Linked DNA regions of Homo sapiens: region 2 is linked to region 1. The links are chromatin contacts, found by Hi-C in ENCODE. All regions are on one chromosome and are shown on one strand. The core of a region is the stretch at or near the end of the contact, and the rest is flanking DNA. Distances in the headings are between cores, read along the strand shown.

Region 1 (5,875 bases), core at 1,468-3,967:
TTTCTTGGTTTTATCTTCCGTATGAGAAAACTGAGGCACAGCAATATCAAGTGTCCTGGAAGGTCACACCATTTCAACCATGAAGGCAATAGAGCTCCAGAGGCCGCATGCCTCCTTCATCCTGGGCTTGGAACTATCCTGACGCATTAAGAACCCCCAGCCCCTCAGTCCTCCTCCTCTACTTAAGTTGGGCAGAAAGTGAAAAGCTCACCATCAGTTTTCCTGAAACTCATCTTTTGCTTTGCAATTTGGCCTGCTAGCTGCTTGAGGCCCATTTTTCTCTTGGCCTCAGATGCCTTTTATGTCATATCCATTTTCACTCTATCACATTTAGTTAAACATCCAAACTATGGATTCAGATGGGTAACTCCTGATCCTGGGAGGCTCTCTTGGTACCTTCCTACAACTGCAGTTTGATGTCTGGGGTGGCCAGAACTGCAACAGGACCTGAGTCCATGTAGGGTTGGGCAACAGCCAGGAAAACCACACTGTCACTCCCTGAAGACCCCCAGCTCATAGATACTGAGGGCAGAAGAGGGCTGGGTGGACCCTGACTCCAGGCTGAGACAAGAGAAGTTCAGACACCAGCCCTGGTCACTCAGCACAAAACCTCAGAGATGGGATGAGGAATCTGCTCCTCCAACTCCATGACCAGCCCTGTCCCCCAATAGGCACTGAGTGTTTGGGGAGGTGTCTGATCATGTCTATGTTCTCTCTGCCTGAGCCTAGCCTCATGCAGCCTCCTCTGATCTGCAGCCAGCATATCCTCTGCTCCCAAGACTGTGCCCAGCACAGCAGGGTGCTTAGTAAATATCCATATTTTAATACTATAGTCACCACGTTGTACAATAGATCTCTTGAACTTATTCCCCTTATATAACCGAAATTTTACATCCTTTGACCAACATCTCACCAACCCCCATACACATATTTTGTTTGTTTGTTATAGAGTTTCACTCTTTTCTCTAGGCTGGAGAAAAGCAGCACGATCTTGGCTCACTGCAACTTCTGCTCCCCGGGTTCAAGCCATTTTCCTGCCTCAGCCTCCAGAGTAGCTGGGATTACAGGCATGCACCACCACGCCTGGCTAATTTGGTATTTTTAGTAGAGACAGGGTTTCGCCATGTTAGCCAGGCTGGTCTCAAACTTCTGACTTCAGATGATCTACCTACCTCAGCCTCCCAAAGTGCTAAGATTTTAAGAATAATTAAGAATGAACAAGTCCTTCAATTAAAATGAAATTAATGTAATTGTCCTTTCAAAGATGACCCCCTGTCCTCTAAACAGGCAGCCCCAGATTCATAGCTGCCTGCTCTGGCATTTTCCCTTGGAGGTCTAAAACCCATCTTCAGCTTTCTTGTTTAAAACAGGGCTATTTCCTCCCTTGAACTGACTCTTCTCCCACCTTACCCAGCCCAGGGCACAGCTTCACCCCACCCCACACTGACCACAAGCCCTGGAGTCCCCTTGATCACTCCTGTCCTCTGCCCTCTGCCCTCTGCATCTGATCCATCCTGCAGCTCTTTGAGATACTCCTTCCAAAATGCATCCCACTCCGGTCATGTCCCTTCATCTCTGCCCACTGCCCAGTCCAGGCCTCTCATCTGGCCTGCCCACAGCTACAGCCTCCCTGACATCCCCTGCCCCCATCCCTGCCTGGTTCACAGGTGGAATCATGTTGCTCCTCTGCTTAAAAGTCAGCCATTGCCTCCGGCTAAACTTGGAATAAAACCCAAGCTTCTCACCCAGCCCTCACGGCCATGGGATCTGGCCTCACCTGCCTCTCAATCATTTGGCCCTACAGTTCCCTCTCCCAGGAGCTCCCTCCCCTGGCTTTTCTCATGCTGGTTCCTTCTCAGCCTCAGCTGTCAATTTCAACATTGTCTCCTCCAAATCATCTTCCCTGAGCACTGTGCTAAGGTCACCCTTCCCCCTGCACAGGGGTGTCCCTTCCCACCCTCGCTTCACCCTTGTCCCCTCTACTCTGTGCTTCTGGGTGGCAGCCCTTATCGGCTACATCAAGGGGCTCCTCATCCTCTGGCTTCAAGGTGAGTTTGGTTAACAGGGAGCCCCAGCAGGAGATCAAGGAAGGAGGAGGAGAGGAAGGTTGGGGTGTTTATCCCCTGACAAGGTCCTGCCCTGGGAAGAGCTAAGGCTAGCTTTCCTCAGACTGCAGCTTTCAGCTCCTGTTATCATGTGGTCCCTCCCCACCCAGCCCCCTGGCAGGGCTCCTCCACCCAGCTTTCTCCATCTCCGGGTTCCACTCATTGCTCCTCCCCGCACCCTCGCAAACCCAAGGGTGGTAATGGAGCCCTCTGTTGCCGGATGCCAGGAAACAGCACCATCTCCAGGATTTCCTTATGCCCTGCCCATGCCTTCGCCTTCTTGGTCTCTTTTTTACACTCTCCAAAAATTGCCTGACTTGACTGTGCCATCTCATCTGTCCCTTGCCACATCCCCACTGACACACTGCCCACCCTCCTCACTTCCGTCTCCTCACCCTGTCCAATTCCCCCACGGAACTTCTCACTTCCCAGCATGATTGCTTGTGTACTATCTGCATCCCCCACCAGAACACAAGCTCCATCTGAGACGGGGATTCATTGCATCATATGTCAGCGGAATAGAGAAAACACATGCTCACACCTCCTAACTCTGCTCAAACTCGCAGGGAAGCCCAGCCAATTCTGTGAAAGTTCATGGTGAAATCACATTGACTTTTAAATGCCTGCACACGGCATTTCCCAAACTGGGATCAGGCAACACTCATTTAGGAGGTGTTGGCAAGCAGTTGGCAACCTGATACCGACAGACCATATCTGCCAGGTTGTCCTCATTTCACCGAGCGCCTCTGACAATTTCATCTCCCGCTATCATGACCTCAAGTCTGTCCACTGGCCCCAGTCCAGACTGGGAAAGCCCTCATGCGCCAGCCCCTCTGAAGCCCAGGGAGTTCCAGCATGAGGCCTTTGCTCCATGGGCTTCATTTCACTGCTGTCTCCACACCCCTCAAAACCACGTGGGCCAAGGCAGAGCCAAGACTACATCAGCCATGGGTCAGGAGATCAAATCCTGGTCTCTGTTCTGTCACCAACTTACTATGTGACTTTGAGCAGGTTGAATTCCCACCCTGTACCTCGGTTTCCCCAAATTCTCCTGCTGTTCCTGCTGCCTGGAATTACCTTCCCAGTGAGCAGGTTGGATCATACATTCTCCTAGCACGTCCCTGCACTGGTGGTGAGACATTGCTCAGAGAGATTAAACTGGCATAGTTCCTGTTGATGGTCATCTTTCTTTAGAAGGTGAGAAAGGAGAAAAAAATGTCAGCTTGGCTATGACACATAACCACTATGATCAGACAGCAAAAGACCCAAGCTCGTGCTGGTCTCTGCTGGCCTGACTGCCAGCATGATTTAGTTCCCAGGGTAAGTAAACTCCTCCTTTCTGGATGAGATGAAGCCTTGAGACAATAAAAATGTGCCCCTCCTCCAATATGTAGGTGATAGTACCAGCTAAGCCAGAGAGGAGGGATGAGGCCCCTTCTTGATGACATAGCCTTTTGGGAGATGGACCAACAAGAAGGTGCTGAACCTGATGATGGGGAGCTGTGGGAATGGGAGAGCCAGCATCAGCCTCATGTTGCCACTGTCATCATGGCGTAGCCTCTGCTGTCCTGAGAGCTCTCTGTGGAGCAACTCACCTGACTCTCACAACAGCACCATGAGGAACTCAGGGTCAACACCATCACCATTTCCAGGTGAGAACAAGGTTTCAGGGCTATATCTCTTGCCCAAAGCCACAAGCTTGTAAGTGGCTATAAAAAGACCATGACAGCACCAAGCCCCAGCCAAGAGCTTGTTCTGTGTTTGCTGATTGATGCACTGACACCCGGTGTGGTCCTTACTGTTCCCTTTGCATCAAGCAACCAAGGACAAGGGCCCAGCCACCATGAGTCAGAGTCTAGGTGGGGCCACTGGCATCACACCTGTCACCTGGCTCACATATGTCACCTGGCACCTCCTGCCACCTGGCCCAGATCATGAGGACCAGTGTTTCAGAGCTAGGGAATGGAGAGTGTTTGGGGAAGGAAGCTAGGGAATGGGGAGTGAATGGGGAAGGAAAGGGGGTGACATTGCCTCCCCCTTCATCAAGAAGGCTGCTGTGAACTCCATTTTCATTCCCTTTTTTGGTGGGTCTGAGGTTCACACAGCCACAATCGTTCAGCCCTGTGGGTGGGTCAGGGCATATGGGATAAACTATTTTTCCTTGTCATGGGTCTGCCTACAGCAGCAGAATTGGATTCTAGATGATGTATGAAAAAGATACAGTCCAGGCGCGGTGGCTCATGCCTGTAACCTCAACACTTTGGGAGGCCAAGGTGGGTGGATCACTTGAGGCCAGGAGTTCAACCAGTCTGGGCAACATGGTGAAACCCCATCTGTACTACAAAATACAAAAATTAGCTGGGTGTGGTGGCAGGCGCCTGTAATCCCAGCTACTTGGGTGGCCGAGGCAGGAGAATTGCTGGAACCCGGGAGGCGGAGGTTGCAGTGAGCCAAGATCGTGCCACTGCACTCCAGGCTGGGTGACAGGGTGAGAAGGGGAGGGGAGGGGAGGGGAGGGGAGGGGAGGGGAGGGGAGGGGAGGGGAGGGGAGGGGAGGGAAGGGAAGGGGAGGGGAGGGAAGGGAAGGGAAGGGAAGGGAAGGGAGGAAGGAGGGAGGGAAGGAAGGAAAAGAAGGAAGGAAGGAAGGAAGGAGGAAAGAAAGAAAGAGAGAAAAAGAAAGAAAGAGAAAGAAAGAAAGAAAGAGAGAGAGAGAGAGAAAGAAAGAGAAAGAAAGAAAGAAAAAGAGAAGAAGGAGAAGGTACTGGATGTGCAGAGGTGCCACTGCTGCAGCACTGAAGACAAGAGCAGCAAGTCAAACCAGGAGGAACAGTGGCTGGGGCAGCTCCTGGATTTCAAAGGAGGAGCCAGCATCCAGTTCCATGGGGCCTGAGCTGGGCCGAGTGCTCCCTCCAGGGCAGGGAGAGCATCTGGCCAAGGTCAGGGGCCAGTCGCTGGTTGTGGACAAGTGGGGCCGCCTCCAGTGTCTGCCCCTCCAAGAGTTTCTGCCGTGGAAGTCAGTCGGTTTCCCCAGTGAATAATCAGGACACCATCAAGACAAGATCATGGGACACATGTGAGGAACAGAAGCTCAGTGTTCCTCCCCCACACGCCCACATGAGCTAGCCCAGCGCTAATGCTGCTCTGCCCTAGACCAGCCAGGCCTGGGGTGAGCCGCTGGTGTGAGGGGCATCAGGAATGGGGGCCGCTTATGCAGAGGGATTCTGAAGCCGCATAGAAAGCTTACCCTGGGGGGAAATAAAAAAAGGAAGTTAACCCATCATCTTACAACTGAGCCCCAAATTCTGCTGAAGAAGAAAGAGGAGGAGGAGGGAAAGAAAGAGTAGGAGGAAGGGGAGGAGGAGGATAAGAAAGAGGGGGAGAGAGAGGAAGAGAAGGAAGGGAAGGAGGAAGAGGAAGAGGAGGAAAGGGAGGAGGAGGAGGAAGAGAAACAGGAAGAGGAACAGAGGGAAGAAGAAGAGGAGGAGGAAATTCTCTGATGTGTGCCCCATGATGGTTTATGAAGTGCTTTCTCTTTGAAACCCCATGTGGCCCCCACAACCCTCTTTGAACCACGTGAGGCAGAATCCTAGGAGGAAACTGAGGACCAGGGAGGTCCGCACAGTTAGTAGGAGGCACAGCTGGGACTGGAGCCCAGGCCTCCGGACCCCCAGTTGAAGGTTTAATCTCATGAAGCCACAAAGAGTCACAAAGCTCTTTCACAGCCATGTGCTAGCCCCACCCCAGAACAGAGGCCCATCTCCCTGAGTGGT
Region 2 (5,875 bases), core at 2,393-4,892, 140 kb before region 1:
TATGGTTTCCTGGCTCAGAACCCATCGGGCCCTCCTCTGCTCTCAAATCAGGCCCCCACCCTTCAAGGCCATGAGGACTGGGCTGGCCTGGCCCCTACCGGTCAGTGCACTCCCCCATCCTGGCTGGGTTGTCTCCTCTTTCTCCTTCAAGTTTTTCTATTTAAAATTCCCCTCCTCAGAGAACCTTCTCTGGCCACCATCCCCCAATCTAAATTAGGTTCTCCCTCCTAAGGTTCTTTCTCAAATCCATTTCCTTTCCTTCTGAGCACTTAAGCGAGCGATAATTACACACTAACTTGTGTAATTTGTTTAATAGGATCTTTGGGACAGAGACTTTATCTGACTCGCTTGATGCTGCAGCTGCTAGAACCCAGACCGTAATGTAGTGGGAGCTCAGTGCAGACTTTTGAAGGAGTAAGTGAGTAAAAGAACAACAAGCCCCTCTTGGTGCCCACCAAGTGCCAAGCTGAGACTGGGCCCTGGAGCTGGAGTCAAGATGTGGACCTGGCCTTGGTGTGCTGGGCCCTAACAGATGAGTAGGAGTTTGCCGAGCACTGAAGGTGGGGTTGACATGACCAACTTCTGAGAGGCACTCTTTGCCTCTGGATGGCCCCTTCCCAGTCACCCCAAAAGGAAGCCCTTGCCCTTTCAAAAGTGGTGAATGTGGTGGTTCAGATCGGTAGGTGTTCCTATGAATAGGTGAGGGGCCAGGCTTCAGGTCAGTTGAACCTGGGTTTGAATCCTGATTTTGCTCTTGGTACTAGGGCAGGTCACTGAGACGCTCTGAGCCTCTCTGCCTCCTGCTCCAGGATGAGGATCCCTTCATCCATGCTCACTCAAAGTCCTGCCCACCAGGATGGAGGCAGACAGGCTGCAATGCCCTCCCCTCTCAGTGGGGGAAAAATACCAGGTCAGGCAGCCAGCAGCCGAGAATGCCAGGCAGAGCAAAGGTGTCCTAAGGGATGGACAGAATAAGGGCTTGAGAGCCTAGCCAAGGGTGAGGCTAGGAGAGGCTTCCCGGAGGACGAGGCAAGTCAGAGCTCTTTGCCTCTTACTCCCATGACTGTGGGTGCCTTTCTCCTCCTCCTCTCATTCTCTCTCCTTTCCAGCTCCTGCTCTGCTCATTTCTTCACCTCAGTCTCTCTGCCCCGACAGGAGCCCTGAGGGACACAACCCCGTCCCGAGGAATGTATCTGCCCACTTCCAGCAGGTTCCTGGAGGCCCTCTAAATTCCCCTTCCCCCCAAAGTCATCTCCCAGCACTGCTGCTCCCAGGGTGGGACGCCTGCTGCTGCACCTCCACACATGTGCACACACCCAGCCAGGTGCAGACAGCGTGGGCAGTGCAGAGGGGACACCAGGGCTGGGGATTAAGGAGTTCGTGTTCTTGAGCAGCCTGGAAAGCAGCAGGGCTTCCGCAGGAGCCGCCCCTGCCCTCACCCCTGCCCAGTAGGGTTAAGGGGCTGGCTTAGATGTCACCCCAAGCCAAGGCTGTCCTTCTCAGAGGCTCCTTCCCAGCTCCCCTGAGTGGGTCAGTCCCTTCCCCTCTCTGAGCCCCTCTTTCCTCTTCTGTAAAGCAGACTCAGTGATGTTGCTCAGAGGATTGAAGGACAAAGAAAAGCAACACAATGGACAGCAGGGATTTGCAAACAGCCGGGTGCTGTACCCAAGACAGGGTATTGCTGGTGATGTCTGATGGATGGGGAGTTGAAAGACTCAGCTGTCACTGGGCAGCTGGGTCTGGTTCCCCTGAGTCATTCGTAATTCACCAACCCAGTCTATAGAAGCTTATTAAGCACTTATTGTGTGCCATGCTCCATGCAAGGGCCAAAGACACCATGAGCAGCGCCAGACCCCACTCTCAGGTTCCCCCATGGGATGGGGTTAGCCAGATGACCTGAAGGCCTCTCCAGCCAGCTCAACCCCCTTAATCCAGAATTACTCCCTGTGCCAGGCTGACGGTGTGGCCAGAGAGGCCAGGGCCTGGGAGGGGGCCTGGCAGTGGGTGGTGGGAAGAGATGGAGTGGCTGTGTCGGGGGAAGGAGAGAGCAGGTTGTTCCTGTACAGGTTTCGCTCCTCGGATAGGGGGCTGCAATGACAGCTTCCAGGAAAGACCAGGCATGTGCCTCACCCCATCCATTCTTGCTCACCCCTGCGGCCTCTTGACCAATGGCTGCTGTGACCCTGTCCTCCTCTGGGAATCTGGTCTCGGGGAGGAGCCCTGGACCCTGACATTGACTAGAAACCTGACCCCATGTCTGAGCAGAGAGCTCCCATCTCTCTGTCAGCAGATGGGGAAACTGAGGACAGGGCGGAGAGCGGCTTGCCTGTGGCCACACAGTGACTGATGATGATTGGTTCCTGCTCATCTCGTGCTTCTGATGAAGAAACTTGAAATCATAATCCTAATAATAATCAGCACATGGGCATGTGCTGTGTGCCAGGCACGCACTGAGCACTTTACAGGTGAGATTTCATATCACCCTCACAACCCCCCTATGGGGTGGATGCCACGCTTGGCCCCATTTTACAGATGAGGAAACTGAGGTGCAGAGGGAGAAGGGGCTCATTCAAGGTTCCCCCCAAGGACAGTTCCTCTAACTCCCCTTAGAGCACTTTCCCCAGTGGGTATTTGTATGTTTTGGAATTTTTTAAATTAATATTTGTCCTTCCTGCTGGACACTGGGCTCCAGGTGGTCAGTGGAGGTGTCTGTTTCCCTCCCGATGCCCCGACGTAAACCCAGCCCCAGCACAGTGCTCACTGTGTAATAGGCACTCGATAAGGATTTATGAGAAAGGGTCAAATGAGGTTCAGAGAACTCTAAGGGAAACCAAGTCTCCCGCGGGAATTATGCCCACAACCACATCCTGACTCCCAGCCCCGGCAGCAAGGCAGCTCTGACTCTCGGCCCCTGCAGGCACTGCCTCCCCATCCTCATGTGTGCACATCTGCTAAGTGACTCACGGGCTGGCTCAGAAGGAGTTAACAGCCCAAGTCGCTGGGTTCTGCAAGGCCTGCCAGGCTGGCTGAGCCCCATAATCAAGTCCTGCACAGGGGATAAACAGGCTGCTGGAGGATGGGCAGGCAGGGGTGGGGACCATCTCAAGAACCCTCTCAGGAGGCCTGTGCACTCCGAGGAGAGTCAAATGGACTCCCTCCCCTCCCATGCGCTGGTTCAAAGCGCCGCCGCATTCTTCACCCGCCTTCATCTTTGAAGCAGCCCGGGGGCAGGCTGCTGTCTCCCACATGAGGAAGAGGCCCAGGGAGGGGAGGCGACAGGCTCAAGGCCACGCAGCTGTTTGGTGGTGGAGCTGGACCAAGCTCTGCCGGGGTGGTTGTCAGGACACCGGCCCCGATGTCTCAGCAAGGGTTCCAGCAGGACACAGAAGCCATACAGGGAAAGTTTAATACAAAGAATTATTAACTGCTACAGTGGGTTGGAGTAACAAGGGGTTCGTTAGTGAGGGTGGCGGGGGCACTATGGAATACAGAAACAGCCAATCTGAAGAGCAGCCACTGCTCAGGGGCTAGAGAGGGCCACCAAGGGGGAGGCCCCACGGCTGAAACCCAGGCCCTGTTGGAGAGGGCAGAGTTGTGGCTACTGAATGGACAGGAAGTTGCCATACTGCCACGTGAGTGGAACTTGCTGGAATCTGCCCTCCAGAACTTGTCAGGAATCTACTCTCTAGGATGCCAGAGAAACACCATTTACGGGGAGGTGAATCACGGAAGGCACGTGGCTACAGAACCACCTGAGGGGGTTGCTGGGAGTTGCTGCTGGCCACTGGGAGTTGCTGACCACTGTGCACAGCAGGAGCTGGGCACTGGAGGGGCTGCCTACACTGCAGGAGCTAGGCATGAGAAAGGCCGTGCACTGCAGGAGTTGGACACTAGAGGAGCCACCCGGGCTGCAGGAGCTGGGCACAGGGAAAGACCCTGCACTGCAGGAGCTGTGCACTGGAGGAGCCGCCCACACTGCAGGAGCTGTGCACTGAAGGAGCCACCCGCACTGCGGGAGCTGGGCACTGGAGGAGCCACCCGCACTGCAGGAGCTGGGCACTGGAGGAGCCATCTGAACTGCAGGAGCTGGGCACTGAGGAAGGACTGGCATTGCAGGAGCTGGGAGCTGGTGGGGCTGCCTGTACTACAGGAGCTGGGCCTGGGAATGCTGTCTGCACAGGACCAAGGGAATGCTAGAGAGGCCACATGTGCCAGAAGGCTGGGTGCTGGGGAAGCCACCTGTGCTACAGGACCTGGGACCTAAGGAAGCCAGTCCTGCGGCCATAGCCTGCCTAACCCAGGAAGAAACCAGAACTAGGAAGGAAAGCTCCCTCCTCTTGCAATGTCTCTCTGCTGCCCTCTACTGACCACATTTAATGTCATGCCAACCGGGAAATGAAAAATATTCAGAGTGGTACCCATTTCCACTTTCACAGATCAGGCAACGAGGCGTGAATTGGAGCTGAGAGGCAATAAATTTGTAACTGGCACGGTCCACACCTGCTCACCTTTCATAGACACACTCTACACACATTTGGATTCCCATATAACAGCAACAGAACTCTATCATTTCCATCTCATAAGAGACAGCTATCTGTCTTACAAGGGAACAAGATCCTTCTCCAAAATGAGGAGGCACATGATCCCAAGACTCATTGCATCCACTGCTGGCTATAAATTACTCCTCAAATTCAGTCACAGTTCACTGACTATTCTGTTACTGAAGACTAAATTGTTAAGTTAACTTCCAACCACTTGTATATAGAATAAAAATGGGAAAAAGGAAAAAGAAGAAGAAAGTAGCTAGCATATGTAAGTGAACACAGACATAGAGTAAGCAAATTGAAAACATGCAAATTTTCCTACTTGGTCATGAGGTCATCATTGATATGTATGGCTACCTTTCTCCACCCTTCCTTCCATATTCCCCCCGCCAGCTTCCCCGCCCCCAGTCTCAACCCAAAGCTCAGATGGAGATGTCAGTATTCTCCGCTTGGTGGAGTCACCCAAACTTCCATTACTGAAGGCTCTGCTATCCAGCCTTCATTTGGGCAGGGAGTAGGTTTCTGTGGTTTTCCATTAATCTTTACTATGGGACGTGGGAGCACTAAGAGGCACCTCAGAGAATCCCCTGATTTCAAGACGGGGTCTTCTTCCCGACACTGCAGCAGCATCCCAGTCTCCCACTGGTAATTGGGAGCAATCATTCCAGACAGCAGATTAACCTCTTTCTTCCCTGTTGGTTCAGTGGCACAGGCCCAAAATGGCCAGGTGGCAGTCTCGTTTTCTGATTCAGTGGAACCATTGCTGTGTCCCTGGGAGCTAAGCCCTCTAAGCCAGCAGAGAACACAGTTGCCACAATGTGACCAGGAACAAAGTCCTTGTGGGTGGGTTATTAGGTGTCATTGTGGCAGGAGCCACGCCACCTTCTACCCCTTGTCCCTGAGCCTGGGTGTTCTGACTATGCAGAGACAGCACCGTATTATGGCCTCTGGTTCAAAACACACTCTGTGTCTTGCAAGAAAGAACATTATCTTTTCAGGGTGTGGTCTCCCAATTGGCATCACAACTGAGACTTCAGGAAGCCATTCCACCTTTCAGTCAGGCCAGCCACTTCCAGATGTGTTGTAAGACCAGCTAACCCCACGGACTAGAGCCTGTGACCACGCCTCCTCTGCTGTGGCATGAGCTCCCGGATCAGAGGCAGTGCCATGAGGATGCCATGATGGCAGAAGACATTCTGGGAGTTCACGGAAAATGATGCCAGAGGAGGAAGCATGGGCAGGGAAGGCAAGTTCACACCCAGAACATGGAGGATGACACTCCATGCCCTCCATGATGAAAAGGTCTGATGTCCTCAACCTGCCCCAGATGG

What was found. Hi-C counts contacts between places; a loop is a spot of excess contacts on that map. Pooled maps may share reads with other maps.
Region 2: a loop to region 1 is called in a map of gastrocnemius medialis, with 3 times the contacts of the local background. The contact joins two enhancer-like sites. A Hi-C loop is called at or near these places in 2 of 168 maps with a recorded cell type or tissue (cardiac septum and gastrocnemius medialis) and 5 of 50 pooled maps.

What each region holds. Positions count from the first base shown.
Region 1 is chr1:30,519,919-30,525,793 of GRCh38, forward strand. No RefSeq gene overlaps it. Among named protein-coding and RNA genes, the nearest start is that of MATN1-AS1, 200 kb to the right of the region's middle. Within about 2 kb of position 2,718, at least 7 of the 41 ENCODE cell types and tissues checked have a DNase peak (open chromatin) inside an H3K27ac peak, as active enhancers do.
Region 2 is chr1:30,376,210-30,382,084 of GRCh38, forward strand. No RefSeq gene overlaps it. Among named protein-coding and RNA genes, the nearest start is that of MATN1-AS1, 340 kb to the right of the region's middle. Within about 2 kb of position 3,643, at least 4 of the 41 ENCODE cell types and tissues checked have a DNase peak (open chromatin) inside an H3K27ac peak, as active enhancers do.